2 separate regions of the Homo sapiens genome follow, and region 2 is linked to region 1. A link is an interaction called in ENCODE POLR2A ChIA-PET data of the cell type or tissue named here. Cell type or tissue: B cell. All regions are shown on one strand. Each heading gives the region's core, and the rest is flanking DNA. Links, peaks and the distances in the headings are about the cores only. Region 1 holds the start of LINC01999 (long intergenic non-protein coding RNA 1999). Region 2 overlaps APPBP2 (amyloid beta precursor protein binding protein 2).

The links. Peaks named below come from ENCODE experiments on the same cell type or tissue, not always from the same donor. Only the 100,000 strongest peaks of a DNase experiment are listed, where the experiment ranks them.
Region 2: POLR2A ChIA-PET joins it to region 1 with 10 read pairs; 5 of 35 experiments call an interaction of 5 or more read pairs at or near these places.

The regions. Positions count from the first base shown.
Region 1 is chr17:60,548,847-60,565,359 of GRCh38, reverse strand. It overlaps LINC01999 (long intergenic non-protein coding RNA 1999), which reads right to left and starts at 814. Exons shown (of 4, transcript NR_126009.1): 1 at 733-814; 2 at 1-27. It also overlaps the pseudogene RPSAP66. RefSeq lists a silencer at 7,185-7,385. In B cell, for the core only: no CTCF peak of the experiment used is centred there; a DNase peak (open chromatin) is centred at 7,399.
Region 2 is chr17:60,455,613-60,463,612 of GRCh38, reverse strand. APPBP2 (amyloid beta precursor protein binding protein 2) reads left to right here. Exons shown (of 13, transcript NM_006380.5): 7 at 1,552-1,619; 8 at 1,698-1,803; 9 at 2,826-2,950; 10 at 7,232-7,317. Among named protein-coding and RNA genes, the nearest start is that of CHCT1, 37 kb to the right of the region's middle. In B cell, for the core only: no CTCF peak of the experiment used is centred there; no DNase peak of the experiment used is centred there.

The sequences.
Region 1 (16,513 bases), core at 3,661-11,660:
GGCCTGATCTCTACTTTTATAGAGATCCTAAAGAGGTTGAAAAGGAAGGCCAGGTGTGGTGATTCACGCCTGTAATCCCATCACTTTGGGAGACCAAGGTGGGTGAATCACTGAGGTCAGGAGTTCAAGACCAGCCTGGCCAACATGGTGAAACCCGGTCTTTACTAAAAATACAAAAATTAGCTGGCATGGTGGCACGTGCCTGTAGTCCCAGCTACTTGGGACACTGAGGCAGGCGAATCACTTGAACCCAGAAGGTGGAGGTTGCAGTGAGCTGAGACAGCACCACTGCACTGCAGCTTGGGCAACAGAGTGAGACTCTGTCTCAAAAAAATATATATATATAATAAGATAAAAAAAGATGAAAAGGAAGAGCAAGCTGTTGCTGAAAAAAAGCTGTGACCAAGGAGGAATTTCAGGGTAAATGGACTGCTCCAGCTCCTGAGTTCACTGCTCCTCTGCCTGAGGGTGCAGACTGATCTGAATGTGGCAGGTGCCCTCTGTGCCTATTCAGCAATTCCTTACTGAAGATTGGAGAGCTCAGCCTGCCATGGAAGTCTGGTCTGCAGCTCCCACTGCTCAGGCCACTTGAATGGGTAGGAACAACCACCAAGTTGTCTTACAGGCTCATAAGCCACATGGAAATAAGGTTGACCGAAAATAAACATGTTTCTTAAAAAAAAAAAAAAAAAAGGAACCTGGGAGTTGCCAATCAGGAGATTCATTCCTTACCTATGAGGAACATAGGAATCCCCATCTCATCCCATGGAATGCAGGCCATACAGGGGATCAAGGCCCTTTGTTTTGGGTTAAATCAAGGTTGCCAGGTGGAGGTTGCTAGGGTGAGAATGCTAAGTGAAAACACTATATAACCAGTATACTTTTTTTTTTTTTTTTGAGATGGAGTCTTGCTCTGTTGCCCAGGCTGGAGTGCAGTGGCACGATCTCAGCTCACTGAAACCTCCGCCTCCCAGGTTCAAGCAATTCTCCTGCTTCAGCCTCCCAAGTAGCTGGGATTACAGGCACGCACCACCGTGCCCAGCTAATTTTTTGAATTTTTAATAGAGACAGGGTTTCACCATGATGGCCAAGCTGGTTTCGAACTCCTGACCTCAAGTGATCCACCTGCCTTGGCCTCCCAAAGTGCTAGGAGTACAGATGTGAGCCACCGCGCCCAGCCAGTATGTTTTTTGTAAGCAAATGCAGTTCTCCTGTCCAGCCTGCCACCACTGGATTGCCCTGTATGTAAGTCTCCTCAATAAACCCTATGTCTCAGCCTGGGAAACATTGTGAGGACCCATCTCTATAATTTTTTTTTTTTTAATTAGCCAGAACTAATGCCTGTAGTCCCAGCTACTCAGGAGTCTGAGGCAGGAGGATTGCTTGTGTCCAGGTGGTTGAGACTGCAGTGAGTCATGATTACACCACTGTATTCCAGCCTGGGTGACAGAGCGAGACCCTGTCTCAAAAAGTAAATAAATTAATTAAACAAACCCTGTGTCTCATTCACTGGCTCTGCATCTCGTCTTCAGCCTCTCAAACATGGTGCCATTGCTGTTGAAGTCAATAGGGGTCCAGCATGACAGCTGCCTACCAACATAAAATTTTGGTTGCCTCTAGGAAAGGGAGATAGATGGTTTGTGCCTGGCAGGAAAGGAAGATTTTCACTGTGTATGTTTTTGTACTTTTTGAATTTTGAACCCTGTTAAATGTACTTAGCAAAGAAAAACCAGTTCCCCATAATTTAGACTGCTGATTGTGACATTTAACATGTTATCAGAATCACCTGAAAGGCTTGTTAAACCACAGGTTGCTGAGCCCAACTATCAGAGTTTCTGATTCAGTAGGTCTGGGGTGGAGCCTGAGAATTTGTATTTCTAACAAGTTTTAGGGTGATGCTTATCCTGCTGCTCCAGGGACCACATTTTGGGAACCACTGACTTAGACCTGCTTGTCCAATATGGTAGCCACATGTGACTATTAAGAACTTCAAATGTGTCTAGTTCAAATTAAGATGTGCTGTAAGTGTAAAACATACACTGGATTTCAAAGACAGTACAGAAAAAGAATGCAAAATATCTCTTTAATAATTTTATATTGATTTATGTTTGAAAATGTTTTAGATATATTGGGTTAACAAAAATATGTTATTAAAAATAATTTCACCTTGGAAGAGGAGGAAGTGAAAAAAAGAAAAAAATTCACCTGTTTCTTTTTACTTGCTAATTGCTAGAAAATTTCAACTTATATGGCTCATATTATATTTCTGTTGGACAGTGCAGACTTAGACAATTCTTTCTTCTCTCCTGTTTCTGTGCTGTTTAACAACAGGATTTCACTACAAGACTAATAAATCTGATAAGCTGATAGTCTAAATTATTGATAGGTGATGATAACGTAATAGGTTTAACCTGTTTTCATTTTAACAACAATAGCTAATGTCCATGTATAAAAGAGTATCTACTAGGGAGAATTTTCTGACATCTTGGAAGTCAGGTGGAAACAATACCTTTGGTTAGGCAGTTCTTTTCCCCGCTTCTCAGTCCCTACTAAACTCCAAACACGTATGTTGCTGCCTCTTCAGCTCATGGTAGGACAGGGCCTGAAAGCAAAAGAACAACTCATTTCTCACGCTTTTTTCTCATAAAGTAGACATGTTGAGAGAGAAAAGCTAAATTAATTTGGAGCTACAGAACAGCTGTTTTAAAGCTATTAAGTTACTATTTCATGAATGTCACATGTTCTGTTTAAGTGGGTCAAAGGAATTCAGTGAATCCATACACCAGGAAACACTTTCACAACATTTAATCATTTGCTAGTTACTTTATCAAAGAGAAAAATTCGCTTTTAATATCCATTTAAGGGCAATAATTAACCAGCTTAGTCACTATGAGTTAATTTTTTTATCTAATACCCTAAATTGAATGATATAAAATATTTTATAATTAGTTTTTTCAGGTTATACAATCATATAATCTAGAGTCAAATAGTTCCATAAGTTGAATAATGTAAAATGCTATTTTTAAAATTTATAAAATATTTTAATTTGTGCACATTAAAATTCATTGCCATTATATTTACGATAAAATGAATGTTAACGACTTGCTTCCAATAGGGATGAAAATAGAACTATGAGAAAAGTGTTATAAAGGTATTTGCATTTTCTTGTGTGTTTAGTGTACATATCACTTTGCATTTCAGAGGTCTTGAAACTGAACAGAACATCAATATTTCACAGCCCTTTTGGATTTCTTGATTTCCATACAATCCTGCTGGATGAATATTAAGAGCGGCTTTTCGTGGGAGGCAGGGACCTTGCGTATTCCCTCAGCTTGGAGAGAATCAGTGACAGCAGTTTTCAACAGTTCACATTGTTTTGGCTTTCTAATTGAAGGTATACTCCATGCTCCACTTGTCCTGCTGGAGCTTACTTCACCATCACCTGGAGCATCCTCTCAGCCCCTGATGTGTATAGAACTTCAGTTTCTCAGGTCCCCCATTGATAATCTGCCATGTTGTGCAGGCATATCCTCTCCTAGCTTAATCATGGTGGAAGGCAAAGGAGAAGCAAAGCAACTTCTTCACAAAGTGGCAGGAAGGAGAAGTAAAAAATGCTGTTTTTTTTTTTTAGACGGAATTTTGCTCTTGTCACCCAGGCTGGAGTGCAATGGCATGATCTCGGCTCACTGCAACCTCCACCTCCAGGGTTCAAGCGATTCTCCTGCCTCAGCCTCCTGAGTATCTGGGATTACAGGCACCTGCCACCACAGCTAATTTATGTATTTTTTTTTTTTTTACTAGAGATGGGGTTTCACCATGTTGGCCAGGCTAGTCTCGAACTCTTGACCTCAGGTGATCCACTGGCCTCGGCCTCCTAAAGCGTTGGGATTATAGGCATGAGCCACCACACCCAGCCGAAAAATGCTATTTTTATCCATGCTAATATTATAGTATGATTACTTTCCCTTTTACATTTTTGTCTTTCCTGGGGTTATTGTTTGTTCATTTATCTGGCTTTTAAATTATTTATTATTAATTTAACCCCAAACTTACTCCAGTTATATAAATCTGCTCTTGATACATTCAAAACAGTGGTGTAAGGTATATGGATATGCTTTGGTCGATAGGCCCAGGTGGATATCCAGGCCTGCATAACTCAGTGAGTTTGGCGCACAAGCGCACATCTCCACTTGTTATATAACCTTTTGGTGTAAGTTCATACTTGGCTCTGAGCCACTATTGTCTGAAAAAGGTATAATTGCCCTGCTAACGCTATACAGGGGCTCTGGGCTCGGCTCAATATGGCTTGACATGGAGCGTGTGTTGACGCCCAAAGAGAGAGAGAGCCAAAGCTGTCTGTCTTGCAGACTGATAGGAGGGAGCCATGACGCAGTTCAGCTTGCTCGTGTCCAGAGAGAAAAAGAGTTAAGCTGCTGACCCTAAAGGCAAGGGAGAGCTGGCCACACAGGTGTGTGTGGGAGTCGCCGGACTAAGCAGCCAAGACAGGGTGGACAGTCTAAAAGAGCTAGTTTGAGTAAGCTGTGTAAGACAGCTGCTGCTAAATAGAACCAAATTCACCTGCCTATGGCCGGCCACCCAGTGTTCTTTCTGCTCATCCACCTACTGCCCTTAGACTTCAGCATGGGCTGGACCCAGACCCCAGGATCTAACAACTGGCGACGAGGATGGAAGGAGGTGAGTGGGTCTTCAGCCCCTGAGGGCTCCCGGGACGGCTACGTGGCCGCAGCATGAGCTGTGGTACCCGGTCGCAGTGGTGCTGCTTGGATGAGCCCCAGTGGAAACATGGGAGGCAGTGTACAGATCCCCTATGAGTGTGGAGAAGGCGCTGAATCACCTGGAAATGCACAGCATTGAAAGGAACATACCTTTGCCAGCAGAGTCAGATGGGCATTTGCGACTATGCTGAGGGAAATGAATGCCCAATCCCTGCAGGATGCAGCGCAGGGAGGAGGAACCTCCGTTGCAGGCTTGCCCGGTAGTCCGTCAGAAAATAGAGCATGAACAGCTGTTGGGCCCCAAGAGGAGGCCCAGAGACCCCCCATCGTGGTGGAACACATTTCCTATGGTGCCTGTGTCCCCGCTGAATTGAGGGAGTTAAGCAACTAATGTCGCCAGTTGTGTACAGACTTAGTGCAAGTCATTCGGGAGAAGGACATTGCTGCGCAACCTAGTCCTACTCGAGCATTCCAGTTCAAAGAGTACCTGCTGCAGTTGGCGGAAGTGTAAAGCCTTTTCTGCTTGATAAGAGAACTGGCCAAGGTGCCGGCTTGCGGGGCACTGGAAAACCAGAGCCACATGTGGATTTGGCAATCCACTGGTCTCTGAACCCGGATAAGTTTCCGGGCAGAGCCGCATGAACAGCTATGAAAGTTGGTCAGTGAAAGTAAAACCTGTGTCTTTGCATCTTGGCATCCGCTGCTTGGCTCTCCACTTATGCACTGTGTATGTGTCTCACATACCTGAAGACATTCTGGGGGTGGATGTTTTGCACGGCTTGGCAGCTGTATTGTCTGTCACGGACTTGCCGACCGCTTGACAACGGAACTGGGACTTCTTGTCCAGAGAGCCAGGAACAGTTTGCCTTCATGGGAGGGCAACAATGGACTTTTTCTTTTTTCTTTTTCTTTTTTTTTTTTTTTTTTGAGATGGAGTCTTGCTCTGTCGCCCAGGCTGGAGTGCAGGGCACGATCTCAGCTCCCTGCGACCTCCGCCACCTGGGTTCAAGCAATTCTCCTGCCTCAGCCTCCTGAGTAGTAGTCCTAATGCAAGATGAGGCCATGAGGCCTGAGGCACCCCTAGACCTAAGCCTTCACCATTAGGAAGCACACCCCCCCATTCCTAATAGGGTATCGTGTACAAGTGGGTCCAGCTGGGGTGCTACTGCTGCCTGGACTGCTGGTGCAGTCCAGGCTAGTACTGACATCATATGGTTTGAAAGCAGGTATGGGCAAAGTGGTTAATAAGCTAAACTCAAGGCAGTGTGAATGGTAATCACCAAGGAGGTGACACCTAAGGTAATCTGCGCCAGTAGCTGGGCAGTTTATCATAGCTTATGTATGCAAGGGGCCTGCGTACCCAGAAGCTTATGTATGTATCGGGCTTGTGTGCCCAAGGCTTGTGTGTCAGGCTTATGTGTCAAGCCTGTGTATGTATTGGGCCTGCATGCCCAAAGTTTATATGTCAGGCCTGTATGCCAAACCTGTGGATCAAACCTGTGTGTCCAAGGCATATGTCTCGTTTGGCCTAGGGGGTGGAGTGTAAGGTACATATGGATGTGCTTTGGTCAAGGAACAGGCCGAGGTGGATATCCAAGGCCTGCGTAACTCAGTGAGTTTGGTGCGCAGGCGCACACCTTCACTTGTTATATAACTTGTTTGTGTTAAGTTCATACTTGGCTCTGAGCCACTATTGTCTGCCCTGTTAATGCTGTACGGGGGACCTGGGGGCTTGGCTCGGCTCAACATGGCTTGACATGGGGGATGCACTGGCACCCAGAGAAAGAGAGACAGAGAGAGCCAAAGCTGTCCATTTTACAGATGGACAGGAGGGAGCCAGGACACAGCTTGGCTTGCTCATGCCCAGAGAGAAAAAGAGTTAAGCTGCTGACCCTGAAGGCAAGGGAAAGCCTGCTGCACAGGTGTATGTGGGAGCCACCAGACTAAGCAGTTGAGACAGGGTGGACAATGTAAAAGAGCTAGTTTGAGTAAACCGTGTAAGAGAGCTGCTGCTAAATAAAACCATATTCACCTGCCTACAGCCCATCAAGTGTTCTTTCTGCTCATCCACCCACTCCCCTCAGACTTCAGCATGGCTGGACCCAGACACCAGGATCTAACAAGTGTTTTTCTAGCAATCATAATCTATTAATTGAATCTTTCTTTGGAAATCTCTTCCAGACCCTTCTGGCCTGCTCCAATCTGTATTGGTTCCTCTCTAGGCCTATACCACTGTCTCATTGGTATCTCCCTTTACAACCATCCTAGTGGTTTACTTTATACCACTCTTTTGGTTGTACCCTTCATTTTGTGTCATATTTTTCCTCCTGCTTGGTTTACTCCTTATTTTGGAGGAGCCATCCCTGGCAGCTTCCTAAATTTTAAAAATATTTTACTTTTTTTTTTTTTTTTTTTTTAGAGACAGGCTGTTGCTATGTTCCCTGGGCTGACCTCAAACTCCCGGGCTCAAGGGATCCTCCTGTGTAAGGAACATGGCTGCAATGCAGCGAGGCAGGCATGGGCCAAGGTAAACATCCCACATGACTCAGCAAGTTTGGAGTGCAGGTGCATAACTTTGCTTGTTATATAATCACAGCTACATAGGCATAACATGGGAAGGCTCATCACTTGGCTTGGAGCCACTATTGTCTGTAAAAGGTATAACTGCCCTGCTGATGTTGTACAGGCATGCTCTTGCCCAGAGAGAGAAAGTGTTAAGCTTCTGACCCTGTAGAGACAGCTGGCTTTGCAGCTGTGTGTGGGAGTGGCAGGAGTCACAGAGCCAGAACAGGTAGCTGAGACAGAGACAGACAGTGTAAGAGAGCTGCTGAATGAAACCATCTTTCACCTGCCTATGGCCCCTTGAGTGTTCTTTCAGCTATATAAGATGGGGGTCTCACCATGTTGCCCAGGCTGGTCTCAAAATCCTGGGCTCAGGTGATCCTCCCACCTTGGCATCCCAAAGTTAGGTATTACAGGTGTGAGCCACCATGCCTGAACTCCATCTTGAAGGTAGAACTAACAAGATTTACTGATAGGTAGAAGGTGGTGGGGTGTGAGAAAGAGAGGAATTGAAGATAATTCCAAGTGAGTCTGGTGACTTTTCCATATTCCAAAGATAAAAAGAAACTCATAACTTTTCATGTTTTCTCATATGCAGCAATAGATACAAAAAGACAGTGGAGCAGTGTTTCCTGTTTTAGGGGAAAAGGATCACAATTTTACACTAGTATGCTTGACTCTCTTTGAAATGGCAATTTACCTAGGCAGCCAGAGAGATTGGCTAGCTGAGATCCAACTAATTTTAGGCAACTACAACAAACAAGAAGAGAGAGAATTGGGGACAAAAAGAGAAAGACTCAGCACAACAGTCAAATCACATCAGCGAAGTCCCTTAAGCCTCCACCACTTCCCTTGCTTTCTTGCTCCGGCAGGGTCTTAGCTTGTCAGCCAGTTCCATGGCCACTCATCATACTCAGGGTGAAACTGGCCAGCAGAATGCTGCAGCCTTGGGGTGGGAGGCCTAGCTCAAGCGAAATTGAATAGCCCAGTAACTGACAAGTTTTGAGGGAGTGCAAACCATCTATCAACAGATATTTTTTTTCCCTTAAGAAAGAAGAACTGTAGCAAAATGACAGATGAATTACAATAAAAAGCTCAAAAAAGGGCAGGGGTGATATATAAGAAACAGTGATGAGTAGGCGGGGCGCAGTGGCTCACGCCTGTAATCCCAGCACTTTGGGAGGCCAAGGCCGGCAGATCACGAGGTCAGAATATAGAGACCATCCTGGCCAACATGGTGAACCTCGTCTCTACTAAAAATACAAAAATTAGCTGGGTGTGGTGAAATGTGCCTGTAATTCCAGCTACTCAGGAGGCTGAGGCAGGAGAATTGCTTGAACCCGGGAGGAGGAGGTTGCAGTGAGCCAAGATCCCGCCACTGCACTCCAGCCTGGTGACAGAGCGAGATTCTGTCTCAAAAAAAAAAAAAAAAAAAAAAAGAGGCCGCGGGCGGTGGCTCTCGCCTGTAATTCCAGCACTTTGGGAGGCTGAGTGGGGAAGATCATGAGGTCAGGAGTTTGAGACCAGCCTGGCCAACATGGCACAACACTGTCTTTACTAAAAATACAAAAATTAGCCGGGCATGGTGGCGAGTGCCTGTAATCCCAGCTACTCAGGAGGCTGAGGCAGGAGAATTGCTTGAACCCGGGAGGTGGAGGTTGCAGTGAGCCAAGACCACACCATTGCACTCCAGCCTGGGTGACAAGAGCAAGACTCTGTCTCAAAAAAAAAAAAAAAAAAAGAAAAGAAAAAGAAACAGTGATGAGTAAAGAAACTGACAATGTTTACAGCTGTATAGATTAAATAGTTGTTGATAGTGGTTTTGATGTTTAGTGCAATTTGTCAGAAAAGATTCTTAGAAGAGACTTAATAAGAAAGATGAATAACAATGTTGAACTAAATCACAACAAAAGTGGAAGTGAGTTATAAGGCAGAGGAGAAAGAAAATCTTGCTAAAGATTTTCTGTAGCAAGTAAAATTATAGGGGAGCAAAATTATAGCTACTGTTTCCTGATGGTCATTAAAAATATTGGGCAGAGCGTGGTGGCTCACGCCTATAATCCCAGCACTTTGGAAGGCGGAGGCAGGAGGATCACTTGAGCCCAGGAGTTTGAGACCAGCCTGGGCAACATGGCGAAACTCTGTCACTACAAAAAATACAAACATTAGCTGGGTGTGGTGACATGTGCCTGAAGTTCCAGCTACTAGGGAGGCTGAGGTAGAAGGATCACCTGTGCCCAGGAGGTGGAGGTTGCAGTGAGCTGTGATCACCCCACTGTACTCCAGCCTGAGTGACAGAGCCTCATCCTGTCTCAAAAAAAGAAAAAAAAAAGAAAAAGAAAAAGAAAAAAAGTAAAAAAAAAAAAAAAAAAGAAAGAAACCAGTGACCCATAACATAATTGTTAACAATTTATAGGTAACCAATTGTAAAAGAGAAAAAGAATTAAAACAGAAAATGCAAACCCAAATGACCACAGGGGCCAGAAGGGTAATGTGGAAATGGATATTTTTACTTTTATTTCTTGAAATATGGCTCTCTTGGTCTTCAATAAAAGTAATAGAGTCATGGAAACAGATATTCTACCATAAGAAAAAAATAGTGCAAGGAGAGACCATAAATATAAACTAAAATTCTCTCCACTTTGGAAAAATAACATAGAATGGGGGGCACTGTGGTGAACCAGCGGGTACATACCCCATCTAAAGGGGCCAGCCACCACTCAGTGATGTGAGATTAAGGGGCCTCACATTATAGATCCTCTAATTTTTAAAGTGTGGATACACAACTTAATTTCTATGTAAAAGATCCAGATTTCAAAACGTTGGATCAGCCATGTGTGGTGGTGCACACCTGTAGTCCCAGCTACTCAGGAAGCCAAGGTGGGAAGGATCCTTTGAGCTTAGGAGTCAGAGGCTTCAGTGAGCTATGATCATGTAGTAAATTCTCCCAAAGTCAAAGTCATGTTGAGAAAAGAAAAAAATCCCAGCCATTTACAATTTACATAAGATATACCTAAAACAACATTACTAAAAGAGTTTGATAATACTGGGAAGTGTTTCTATTAAAGCAAATGCTAACATAAAGAAGGCTATTGTGGCTAAGATGATAAGGAACTGTATTGGCTCATATAACTAGAAGGTTAAAGTTAAGGAGGGGTTTATGGTTATTTATTTCAGTAGCTCAATAATTTCACCAAGGACGCAATTTATTAGGTCCATCTGATTTGCTATCTACAATATTATATTCACCCTAAAGTTGGCTTTTATTTTTTTGGAGACAGGGTCTTGCTCTGTTGCCCAGGCTGGAGTGCAGTGGTGCAATCACGGCTTGCTGCAGCCTTGACCTCCCAGGCTCAAGCGATCCTCTTACCTCAGCCTCCTGAGTAGCTGCTACCACAGGCATGTGGCACTATGCCCAGCTCATTTTTGTATTTTTTGTGGAGACAAGGTTTCCCCATGTTTCACAGGCTGATTTCAAACTCCTGGCCTCAAGCCATCTGCCTGCCATGGCCTTCCCAAGTGCTGAGATTACAGGAATTAGCCACCACACCCAGCCACTTTCTTTCTTAAGACTCATCAAGTGCACTAATGAGGGCTTTATTTATAATGATGGCTGCCAGCCACACTTTGAACATAGGTTTTCATGTTTATGGGTAGTAGAAGAGAGCTATTCACCCAGCTGTTTATAAGTCTGTCCCTGGGTCTAATTAGGACAATTTCATAACATACCTATTCTTGAACCAGCAAAGTTCACAGGGGAATGCCACATGCTGATAGGCTTAGGTTTGGATTCCTAAACTAATCTTGTATTAGTTATCTCTTGCCACATAACAAATTATCTAAACACTTAGTGGCTTATGGCTGAGCATGGTGGCTCATGCCCGTAATGTCAGCATTTTGAGAGGCCAAGGCAGGCAGATCACCTGAAGTCAGGAGTTCAAGATCAGCCTGACCAACATGGTGAAACTCTGTCTCTACTAAAAATACAAAAATTAGCTCGGCATGGTGGCGCACTCCTGTAGTCCTAGCTACTTGGGAGGCTGAGTTGGGAGGATTGCTTAAGTCCGGGAGGTGGAAGTTTTAGTGAGTTGAGATCGTGCCACTGCACTCCAGCCTGGGCGATAGGGTGAGACTCTATCTCAAAAACAAACAAACAAACAAACAAAAAACTTAGTGGCTTAAAACAACAACAAACATTTATTATCTCTCAAAGTTTCTGTGGTCAGGAACAGATTAGCTGAGCAGTTCTGGCTCAGGATCACTCATGAGGATGCAATAAAGATGTCATCTGAAGGCTTGACTGAGGCTGGAGTATCCACTGTCAAAGTGGCTAACTCCAGCCAGGCACAGTGGCTCATGCCTGTAATCTCAGCACTTTGGGAGGCTGAGGCAGGTGGATTGCTTGAGCCCAGGAGTTTGAGACCAGCCTGGGCAACATGGCAAAACCCTGTTTCTACAAAAAATGCAAAAACTAGCCAGATGTGGTGGTGTGCACCTGTCCTGGCTACTCAGAAGGCTGAGGTGAGAGGATCACCTGAGCCTGGGAGGTGGAGGTTGCAGTGAGTGGAGATCATGCCACTGCACTCCAGCTTGAGTGACAGAGTGAGACCCTGTTTCAAAACAAACAAACAAACAAATGAAAAACCCCAAAGTGGTTCACTCACATGGCTGATGCCCTAGTTGTTCTTCACAAGGTCCTCTCCTCAAGGCTGCTTGGGTGGCCTCACAATATGGTGGCTGCCTTCCCCCAGAGTGAGTGATTCAAGAAAGAGGGTACTGAGTGGAAGCTATGTCCTTGGAAGTAACACAGCATCACTTCCACCATATTCTATTTGTCAGGTGTGAGTCACAGTAGAGAAAGGGAACCTCTCTTTCCCAGTAGTTTTAACTAAAGTTCCAGAATTGATTCCCATTAGCCTTGCCAGGTTCATCATCACCCTGGCCATGCCTGGCTCTTGGCCAGTCTCTGGAGCTGAGAGGTGGGCTCAGTCCCATCTGAAACACATGAATGGAAATTGGAAGAGAGATAGCTCCCCAAAGGGAAATCAGGTGGTGTTACCAGAAGAAAGAATAGATACTAGATGAGCAAAAATAAAAGATGTCCACTATAATGCCTCAATGTTATTGGAAATCTTTACAGCAATTGCACATTACTTCATGAAAAAAAAATTTTTTTTTTAATTTGTTTTTTTATTGATAATTTTTGGGTGTTTCTCACAGAGGGGGATTTGGCAGGGTCATGGGACAATAGTGGAGGGAAGGTCAGCAGATAAACAAGTGAACAAAGGTCTCTGGTTTTCCTAGGCAGAGGACCCTGCGGCCTTCCGCAGTGTTTGTGTCCCTGATTACTTGAGATTAGGGATTGGTGATGACTCTTAACGAGCATGCTGCCTTCAAGCATCTGTTTAACAAAGCACATCTTGCACCGCCCTTAATCCATTTAACCCTGAGTGGACACAGCACATGTTTCAGAGAGCACAGGGTTGGGGGCAAGGTCACAGATCAACAGGATCCCAAGGCAGAGGAATTTTTCTTAGTGCAGAACAAAATGAAAAGTCTCCCATGTCTACCTCCTTCTACACAGACACGGCAACCATCCAATTTCTCAATCCTTTCCCCACCTTTCCCGCCTTTCTATTCCACAAAGCCACCATTGTCATCATGGCCCGTTCTCAATGAGCCGTTGGGCACACCTCCCAGACGGGGTGGTGGCCGGGCAGAGGGGCTCCTCACTTCCCAGTAGGGGCGGCCGGGCAGAGGCGCCCCTCACCTCCCAGACGGGGCGGCTGGCCGGGCAGGGGGGCTGACCCCCCCCACCTCCCTCCCGGACGGGGCGGCTGGCCGGGCGGGGGGCCAACACCCCCACCTCCCTCCCGGACGGGGCGGCTGGCCGGGCGGGGGGCCGACACCCCCACCTCCCTCCCGGACGGGGCGGCTGGCCGGGCGGGGGGCCGACACCCCCACCTCCCTCCAGGACGGGGCGGCTGGCCGGGCAGAGGGGCTCCTCACTTCCCAGTAGGGGCGGCTGGGCAGAGGCGCCCCTCACCTCCCAGACGGGGCGGCTGGCCGGGCGGAGGGCTGACCCCCCCACCTCCCTCCCGGACAGGGCGGCTGGCCGGGCGGGGGGCTGACCCCCCAACCTCCCTCCCGGACGGGGCAGCTGGCCGGGCAGAGGGGCTCCTCACTTCCCAGTAGGGGCGGCTGGGCAGAGGCGCCCCTCACCTCCCAGACGGGGCGGCTGGCCGGGCGGAGGGCTGACCCCCCCACCTCCCTCCCGGACAGGGTGGCTGGCCAGGCGGGGGGCTGACCCCCCCACCTCCCTCCCGGACGGGGCGGCTGGCCGGGTGGGGGGGCTGACCCCCCCATCTCCCTCCAGGACGGGGTGGCTGGCCGGGCTGAGGGGCTCCTCACTTCCCAGTAGGGGCGGCCGGGCAGAGGCGCCCCTCACCTCCCGGACGGGGCGGCTGGCCGGGCAGGGGGCTGACCCCCCCACCTCCCTTCCGGACGGCACGGCTGGCCAGGCGGGGGGCTGACCCCCCCACCTCCCTCCCGGACGGCACGGCTGGCCAGGCGGGGGGCTGACCCCCCCACCTCCCTCCCGGATGGGGCGGCTGGCCGGGTGGGGGGCTGACCCCCCCCACCTCCCTCCCGGACGGGGTGGCTGCCGGGCGGAGACGCTCCTCACTTCCCAGATGGGGTGGCTGCCGGGCGGAGAGGCTCCTCACTTCTCAGACGGGGCAGCTGCCGGGCGGAGGGGCTCCTCACTTCTCAGACGGGGTGGTTGCCAGGCAGAGGGTCTCCTCACTTCTCAGACGGGGCGGCCGGGCAGAGACGCTCCTCACCTCCCAGACGGGGTCTCGGCAGGGCAGAGGCACTCCTCACATCCCAGATGGGGCGGCGGGGCAGAGGCGCTCCCCACATCTCAGACGATGGGCGGGCGGGCAGAGACGCTCCTCACTTCCTAGATGTGATGGCGGCTGGGAAGAGGCGCTCCTCACTTCCTAGATGGGATGGCGGCCGGGCGGAGACGCTCCTCACTTTCCAGACTGGGCAGCCAGGCAGAGGGGCTCCTCACATCCCAGACGATGGGTGGCCAGGCAGAGACACTCCTCACTTCCCAGACGGGGTGGCGGCCGGGCAGAGGCTGCAATCTCGGCACTTTGGGAGGCCAAGGCAGGCGGCTGCTCCTTGCCCTCGGGCCCCGCGGGGCCCGTCCGCTCCTCCAGCCGCTGCCTCCCGGGCGGCGCTCGCCGGCGCGGCGGCAAAGACTGAGACAGCTCCGCTGCCCGCTGAACTCCATCCTCCCGGCGGTCGGGCGGCGGCGGCTGCGGTCGAAAAAATTTAATAATACGAAAAATTAAAGATATTAATAGTGATTATCTCTGCATGGCACTTTCCTTCTAGTTTGCTATTTATTCCAAATTTCTGTTCATGAGTATGTATTACTTTTATAATCAGAAAATAAAAATAACTATTGTTTTCTAAAAGGTAAAATTCACCACCATGAAAGTGGAAACAGGATACAGTACTTCTGGCCAGGTGTGGTGGCTCATGTCTGTAATCCCAATACTTTGGGAGGCCAAGGCAGGCAGATCACCTGAGGTCAGAAGTTCGAGACCACCCTGGCCAACATGATGAAACACTTTCTCTACTAAAAATACAAAAATTAGGCCGGGCGCAGTGGCTCATGCCTGTAATCCCAGCACTTTGAGAGGCCAAGGCGGGCAGATCATGAGGTCAGGAGATCAAGACCATCCTGGCTAACATGGTGAAACCACGTCTCTACTAAAAATACAAAACATTAGCCAGGCATGGTGGCACGTGCCTGTAGTCCCAGCTACTCAAGAGGCTGAGGCAGGAGAATCACTTGAATCCAGGAAGCAGAGGTTGCAGTGAGCAGAGATCACGCCACTGCTCTCCAGCCTGGGCAACAGAGCAAGACTCTGTCTTAAAAAAACAAAACAAAGCAAAAACAAAAATTGGCTGGGCATGGTAGCGTGCACCTGTAATCCCAGCTACTCAGGAGGCTGAAGCAAGGAGAATCACTTGAACCTGGGAGGCGGAGGTTGCAGTGAGCCAAGATTGCGCCACTGCACTCCAGCCTGGGCGACAGTGCGAGACTCTGACAAAAAAAAAAAAAAAAGGGGGGATACAGTACTTCTAATCCCAGCATTTTGGGAGGCTGAGGCAAGAGGATCACTTGAGGTCAGGAGTTCCAGGCTGCAGTGAGCTTTTTTTTTTTTTTTCCTTGAGACAGAGTCTCCCTCTGTCACCAAGGCTGGAGGGCAAAGGCACAATCTTGGTTCACTGCAACCTTTGCCTTCTGGGCTCAAGTGTTCCTCCCATCTCTGCCTCCCGAGTAGCTGGGACTAGAGGCATATGCCACCACACCTGGCTAAATTTTTTGGTATTTTTTTGTAGAGATGGGGTTTTGCCATGTTGCCCAGGCTGGTCTTGAACTCCTGAGCTCAAGCGATCCGCCTGCCTTGGCCTCTCAAAGTGCTGGGATTACAGGCGTGAGCCATCATGCCTGGCCTTGAAGTGAGCTTTGATAGTGGCATAGCAATCTAGCATGGGCGACAAGAGCAAGACCCTTTCTCTTTAAAAAAAGAAAAAAAAATCCATTTAGCCGAAGACTTTTCTTTCCAAGGAAAAGAAAGAAAGCAAGAATATACAATGAGTGGAAAGTATAAACCATGATGGCTGAAAGTGTAAACATGATGGCTGAAGCAAAATCGGGTATACCAATTATTAATATATGAAAGAGTTTCTTTTATTAAAGGGCAACAACTGTCAGATTTAGCATTTACCAAAAAAAGATACAACTATATGCTGTTTTGACCACAAAAATGAGTGGAATTGTTGAGAGTAGAAACAATTCTATTCTCAATAGAAGTCAAAATTTCACAATATTGTCTTTCCGGGAACAAAGCATGTCCCTCCTTTCATTAAAATCCTCTTTCACCTCCCCCTATTGTCCTGTAGCTTTTCCACACAGGTCCATCGCATTTTTTTTTACTTTATTCTTCCATATTTTATGTTTTTATTGCTTTTATAATCTTTCCTTCCATATTTTTAACTTGTCTATATGTTTTATATATATTGTATATATACTGTGTGCTTATATATGGATGTATTTGTATATAGGAAAATTACTGCCACTACTGGAAGAAATGTAGATGAGTAGAGTACAACATAGTAAGATAAAAATTTGG
Region 2 (8,000 bases), core at 1-8,000, 98 kb after region 1:
CATAGTATTGCAGTCTCACAGCAAGGCAGCTTGCTATACTTGACCTGCTAGGCAGTCCTTACTTGATTTTTCTCTAGTGTTTTCTTATTCTGTAAATAAATGCATTAAATCTTTTACATTTTTATTTTATTTTAAATAGAGACAGGGTCTCACTATGTTGCCCTGGCCGGTCTCAAACACCTGGACTCAAGCGATCCTCCCACCTGAGCCTCCAAAAGTTCTAGGCAAGCCTCCAAAAGTTCTAGGATTACAGGTCCACCACGGTTGGCCTGCGTTAACTCTTTGAGGACATTTAGTAGTATTTTAAAACTACTCCTTTGGTGCAGTGAGGACTTAAAGCATTAATGTACTTTTCAGATACACTCTTCTACCCTGAAGTTTCTCAGATTTGAATATTTCATTTTGGTTGATTTTACTTATGGAAATTCAACTAGAAAATAGATTCCAAAATTATAGATCTGAGAGAGTCTAATATTTCTCTGAAATTTATTAAATCAGTCATTTTAGAGTAAGTAAACAGCATAAATATTTAAGTTATCAGAGCTAGAACAGGGATATTCTTACGTTTTTAATTAATTGAAATAATTGAATATTAATATAAAGACAACATAATATTTATGCAAGATTTATATTTCTGGGTTTTTTTTTCTTTTTTTTTTTTTTTGAGATGGAGTCTTGCTGTCGCCCAGGCTGGAGTGCAGTGGCGCGATCTCGGGTCACTGCAGGCTCCGCCCCCCAGGGTTCACATCATTCTCCTGCCTCAGCCTCCTGAATAGCTGGGACTACAGGTGCCCGCCACCTCACCCGACTAATTTTTTGTATTTTTAGTAGAGACGGGGTTTCACCGTGTTAGCCAGGATGGTCTCGATCTCCTGACCTTGTGATCTGCCCGCCTCGGCCTCCCAAAGTGCTGGGATTACAGGCATGAGCCACTGTGCCCGGCCACAAGATTTATATTTCTATATGCAAATTATATTTAGAGTTTTTAGAAAATGCCTAGCTATAATCATGGATCAAAATAACAACTGAGAGCTGTGCACAGTGGCACATCCCTGTAGCCAGGAGTTCAAGTCCAGCCTGGGCAACATAAAACCTTGTCTCTTAAGAAAAGAATTAATAGGAAAACTTGAAATTCTATGCATTTAAAAATTATTAAATGAAAATAACAAAAGATTGTTGTCAGCCACTCCAGGACTGGGATATAAGGACCTTAGAAAATGCTGTGGTAAATTCTGCCCCCATTGTTTTATTTTAATAATAGCGGAAAATGGGGGTATACCAGCTTTGTAAGGTAACTTTGTTTTGACAGATTTGTACTAGGACTGACTGTCAAAATTTTAAACTTTATAATTTTCCCAGCTTATATACAGATCTGTTTATAATAGAATTTTTAAGTACTTGGAAGGAAAGAAATTACAAATAGAACCTTTGTATTTATGTTTGGAGGGTTTTTTTTCTTATTAACTCTTATAGCCAGAATATATAAACTACACGTATTTTAGCACACTAATGAACTGTTTGAGAGTTAACCATTTTTCACTTTATCTTTAGGCTTGTGTAGTAAAACGTGAATTTAAGAAGGCAGAACAGTTAATTAAACATGCAGTGTATTTGGCACGGTAGGTGATTATTATTAAAAATATCCTTTTAAATTGTCTCTATACTTTATATCCTAATAATTTTGTGTCTTTTTATAGGGATCATTTTGGATCCAAACACCCAAAATATTCTGATACACTGCTAGATTATGGGTTCTACTTACTCAATGTAGATAATATCTGTCAGTCTGTTGCAATTTATCAGGTATGTTAATGGTTACCCTTTTTTTCTTTCAACCTGTATTGACTTGCTGACCTGTATTTGTTTGTGGTGTATAAACCACTCTAAAAATGACTTTTTGACAACTACCCCGCCCACCAATATAGGTTGCATCATTATTTTATTAAGTATTACCTAGAAGGTGTAAAAGTTAATGCTTTGGGAATTAAAGAAAATCATTCAGGAAAGGAATTATTGGGTTGTGAGCTCATATGTGGGAGTAGTTTTCCATTTTTTATTTACCCATGTAATGGCTTGTCTTTGTTGTTGATTTAGCAAATGTCACTAAAACTGCCTTTGTAGTAACAAAGATGGCTGATAATTATTTTAGGTCTTTCTTACTCATTCTCAGGTAAATGATGTATTATGCCATTGCTGTAGACAAGGCATACTTGACTTCAAGGTTCACTTTTTTTTTTTGAGACACAGTTTTGATCTGTCGCCCAGGCTGGAGTGCAATGGCGCAATCTCAGCTCACTGCAACCTCTGCCTCCCAAGTTCAAGCAATTCTCGTGCCTCGGCCTCCTGAGTATCTGGGATTACAGGCCCGTGCCACAATGCCCGGCTAATTTTTGTATTTTTAGTAGAGAGGCGGTTTCAGCATGTTGCCCAGGCTAGTCTTGAACTACTGACCTCAGGTGATCCACCCACCTTTGCCTCCCAGAAGTACTAGGATTACAGGTGTGAGCCACCGCGCCTGGCCTAAGGTTCACTTTTGAAGAAGGAAACAGAGCAAAACATTCCCAATGTCTTGATTCTCAAGACATAGGAATGATTATTATTATTATTATTATTAAGCCGTGGCCTTTTAAGTCAAACTCGTATCTTCAGAAATTCAGGACTTCTAGGTGACTTTCATGTTCTGTAATTTAAATACAGCAGGACTTTCTGGGCTTCAAAATTTTATGGTGTTAGGCATATAGATATATATTTAAATTACTAGGATGTTTAATTTAACTAGGTGGTATTTTCTACAGTATTGACAAATATTTTTATGATTCTTTCAGGCAGCCCTTGACATTAGACAGTCAGTGTTTGGTGGCAAAAATATCCACGTAGCAACAGCTCATGAAGATTTGGCCTACTCTTCTTATGTCCACCAGTATAGCTCTGGGAAATTTGACAATGCACTGTAAGTTCCACATTCCTTTTCTCTGAAGGAGGAAATACTGTTTTTGTTTTATTTTGTTTTTTCCCATTAGGGAACTATTATTACATTAATAATAGTACTTGATATACTTTATGGATTGAACTTGTCTTCCTGGAGCTTTATCAGAATGCCTAAAATGTTCTTGAAGTCATTTAAAATCATACCAGTTTTCAGGTGCAGAGGCTCCCGCCTGTAATCCCAGCACTTTGGGAGGCTGAGGTGGAAAGATTGCTTGAGCCCAAGAGTTTGAGACCCTGTCTACTCAAAAAATTTTTAAAACTAGATGGACGTTTTGGTGCATGCCTGTGGTCCCAGCTTCTCTGGAGGCTGAGGCAGGAGAATCGCTTGAGCCCAAGAGGTCAAGGATGCAGCGAAGCATATTCACACCACTGCATTCCAGCCTGGGCAACAGAGTGAGACCCTGTTTCCAAAAATAAATAAAGTCATACTAATTTATAGGTTATTCATTTAGCCTTTATGTGATTTACTATTGAGACTTGTATATTTTCATGCAGAATATAACTTATGTTTTGAGTATTTCCTTCAATAATTTTTGAGTAATACAGTAGCAAACTTAATAACCTAAAAACTTCTTGGTGATAACACATAGAAATACTGAATAACAATTGTCTTTTTAAATATATAACTGAGCTTGCAAGAGTGAGGGGGAAATCCCCCAAGGGCCAATAATGGACACTAAAATTTAAAGGATTAAGTATGGCCTGTGGTATAACTGCTCTGGGGTGATGGGAAAGTTTACAGATTTCTGTAACCTTGGTTTAAGAAACAGCCTATAGGAGGCTGGGAGTTAGAACTGAAACCCTCACATGAAGCAAAGTCAAGACTGCAACCCGGCCGGGCGTGGTGGCTCACGCCTGTAATCTCAGCACTTTGGCGGGCCAAGGCAGGTGGATCACCTGAGGTCAGGAGTTCAAGACAAGCCTGGCCAAGACGATGAAATGCCATCTCTACTAAAAATACAAAAATTAGCCGGGCATGGTGGTGGGCACTTGTAATCCCAGCTATTCGGGAGGCTGAGGCAGACAATTGCTTGAACCCAAGAGGTGGAGGTTGCAGTGAGCCGAGATCACGCCACTGCTCTCCAGCCTAGGCAACAGAGTGAGACTCTGTCTCCAAAAAAAAAAAAAAAAAAAAGGGACTACAACCCCAGGGAAAGGACAGGTGGACATCTATCTAATTAATAGATGACAGGGAAAGTTGGCCATCTGAGCTTGGTGTCACAGTTGAACCCAAAAAGAAGCCTCACAAAACATAATTATTTACCTATACCGCTCTTGAGTTTAGGGATAATGCATCAGGATCTGCAAACAGAAAAATATTAAAAAGCACTTTGGGGGTGCTGGTTCTCCTGGGATGCCTTGTGAGAGAAAATGCAAGACTTGGAAATAATTATCTGTCAACCCAAACTATACAGACATTTCATAGACGAAGCTTTACCTAAAATGAACTCACCATTAAAAATTACAAAACATAAGGAAATATTTCCTCTGAGTCAGCAGACATAATGAACAGGATTAGAATCCTGAAAACTTTAGTTAACAGAACTTTTTTTTGGCTGGGCGCAGTGGCTGATACCTGTAATCCCAGCACTTTGGGAGGCCGAAGCGGGCAGATCACGAGGTCAGGAGATGGAGACCATCCTGGCCAACACAGTGAAACCCCGTCTCTACTAAAAATACAAAAATTAGCCAGGCATGGTGGCATGCGCCTGTAATCCCAGCTACTCGGGAGGCTGAGGCAGGAGAATCGCTTGAACCCGGGAGTCGGAGGTTGCAGTGAGCCAAGATCACCACTGCACTCCAGCGTGGCGACAGAACGAGACTCCGTCTCAAAAAAAAAAACAAAAAAAAAAACCAGAACTTCTTTTTGGTTGATGCTGTAAAGTATGTGTTCTTTATATGATTAAAGATACAAAATAGGTTGACGAACTAGGCCTATAAGTAAAGTTTTATGTTTTACTGGAACATAGCCATGCTCATTCATTCATGTGTTTTCTATAGCTTCTTTCACACTACAGCAGCCAGAGTTCAGTAGTTGCAGCAGAGAATGTGTGGACAACACAACCTAAAATATTTACTATCTGGCCCTCTACAGAAAAACTTTGTTAACTCTAATATAAAAGAAAGAATGAAGAATATTCCCATAAAGAAAACAGGAAGTTTTTTTGTTTTTGTTTTGTTTTTTTTTTGAGACAGAGTCTGTCACTCTGTCGCCCAGGCTGGAGTGCAGTGGCGTGATCTCGGCTGACTGCACTCTCCACCTCCCAGGTTCAAGCGATTCTCCTGTCTCAGCCACCTGAGTAGCTGGAATTACAGGCACACGCCACCACACCTGGCTAATTTTTGTATTTTTAGTAGAGACAGGGTTTCACCATGTTGGCCAGACTGGTCTCGATCTCCTGACCTCAAGTGATCTGCCCCCCTTGGCCTCCTAAAGTGCTGAGGCTGCAGATGTGAGCCACCATGCCTGGCTGGAAAAGGGCAGATTTTAAAGTAACTGTTACATGCTACAGCATGGATGAACCTTGAAAACACTGTGCCCAGTGAAAGAAGCCAGTCACAAAGGATCACATATTGTATGATTTCATTTATGTAATATGTCCAGAATAGGCAAATCCGTAGAGAGAACATAAATTGATGTTATCTAGGCTGGGGAGTTGGAGGGAAATGGAGACTGACTGCTAATGGGCATAGGTTTCTTTATGGGGTAATGAAAATGTTGTAAAATTGATTTTGGTGATTGGCATACTACTCTGTGAATACACTAAAAATCATTGAATTGTACACATTAAATGGGTGAATTGTGTGGTATACTAATTATATCTTGAGCTGTTATAAAAATAAAACAAATGGCTAGAAATGGAAATAGTCATTGACATTAAAACTCAGCAGATGGGCCAGGCGTGGTGGCCCACGCCTGTACTCCCAGCACTTTAGGAGGCCAGGGTGGGTGGATCACTTGAGCCCAGGAGTTTGAGACCAGCCTGGACAACATAGCAAATCCCTGTCTCTTCAAAGAAAATGCAAAAAAATTAGTTGGGCATGGCAGTGTACACCTGTAACCCACCTATCCGGGAGGCTGAGGTGGGAGGATCACCCGAGCCCAGGAGTTTGAGGCTGCGGTGAGCCATGATTGCATCACTGTACTCCAGCCTGGATGACAGAGCAGGATCCTGTGTAAAAAAAACAAACAAACAAAAACAAAACAAAAAAAACCTCAGCAGACAAGTTAAACAGAAGTTTAGTTACAACAAAAGAGAGAATTAGTAAATTGGAAGACAGATTTGAGAAAACTAGTGGTTACCTGGAGGGTGGGGGAGAGGGAGGCTTGGCATTGTTTGAAAGAAACTGACAATAAAACAGAAATAGCTTACCTTCTATTTGGTGATATGGGCCATAAACAAATAACCAAACTTGTCAGGCAAGAATACATGTTGTGAAGAAGAGTAAAGTAGGCTGAGTTGAGAGAGTGATGGTAATTTTTTTTTTTTTTTTTGAGACAGTCTTTGTCACTCATGCTGGAGTACAATGGTGCAATCTTGGCTCGCTGCAACCTCCACCTCCCAGGTTCAAGCGATTCTGCCTCAGCCTGCTGAGTAGCTGGGATTACAGGCGTTCACCACCACACCTGGCTAATTTTCGTATTTTTTTAGTAGAGATGGAGTTTCACCATGTTGGCCAGGCTTGTCTCGAACTCCTGACCTCAGGTGATCCACCCACCTCAGCCTCCCAAAGTGCTGGGATTACAGGCATGAGCCACTGCACCCGGCCAGTGGTAAATTTTTTTAGGGCCTTTTATGTGGTCTGTTCTGGAAAGACCTGAGGAGCGAGTCGTGAGAATGTTCAGGGGAAGAGCATTATAGAAAGGGTAAAGCCAGGGTGAGAACATGCTCTGCATGTTCAGGAAACTGCTAGGCCTGTGTGGCTGGAGGGGAAGGCGGAGAGGGTTGGTGTGAGAATGGCAGGAGATGAGGTCAGGGAAGTAGCAGGCTGAAAGATCATGTAGAATCTTGTAGTCTGTAGTAAAGATTTCCTCTCATTCTGAGGGAAATGGGAGTCTCTGTTGGGTATTAAAAGTTCAGTCTACAACAGATTGGAAATTTAAAACAAAAAGCTGGATCTTTACCACAGATAGTTTTAGAAGTACTTTCTATCAATATTATATTACAGATTGTGATTTTTAAAATTCCTAAATCATTTGTAACTAAAAAGAAATGCCAGACTGTATCTATCTGTATTACAGATTTCATGCAGAAAGAGCTATTGGTATCATTACCCACATCCTACCTGAAGATCATCTTCTTTTGGCTTCTTCAAAGAGGGTGAAAGGTATCCTTTGTAATCTAGTCTCAGATATTTTAAAATAGATGATATATGGTATAAAATAGGGGTATTTGTTTATTTTCTCAGAGGATTGGAGGATTTTCTCACAGGATTTGACGGTGTCTATGTATTACTAGATAGCCATTTTACCACAACTCTACTTAAGGGGTTCCAGTGGCTCATAATGAAAGACTGTTTGCATCTCTCATAAAACATTGTTAATAGGCCGGATGGGGTGGCTTATGCCTGTAATCCCAGCACTTTGGGAGGCCGAGGCAGGCAGATCACCTGAGGTCAGAAGTTTGAGACCAGCCTGGCCAACATGGTGAAACCCCATCTTTACTAAAAATACAAAAATTAGCCGGATGTGGTGGCGTGCACCTGTAATCCCAGCTACTTGGGAGGCTGAGGCAGGAGAATCGTTTGAACCCAGGAGGCAGAGGTTGCAGTGAGCCAAGATCGTGCCACTGCACTCCAGCCTAGGCAACAGAACGAGACTCTGTCTCAAGAAAAAAAAATCAGTAAGCCAGAATTTCTTTCTTTTCTCTCTCCCTTTTGTCATTCACTCATGCATGCATTAATTTTTTTGAGGATTGCATGGAAGCATAATACAAATGTTTCTACACAACATGAATAGAAGATGGGTTTCATAACTTCAGCTTTGTAGTGCAGGATTCTTATCCTGAGCT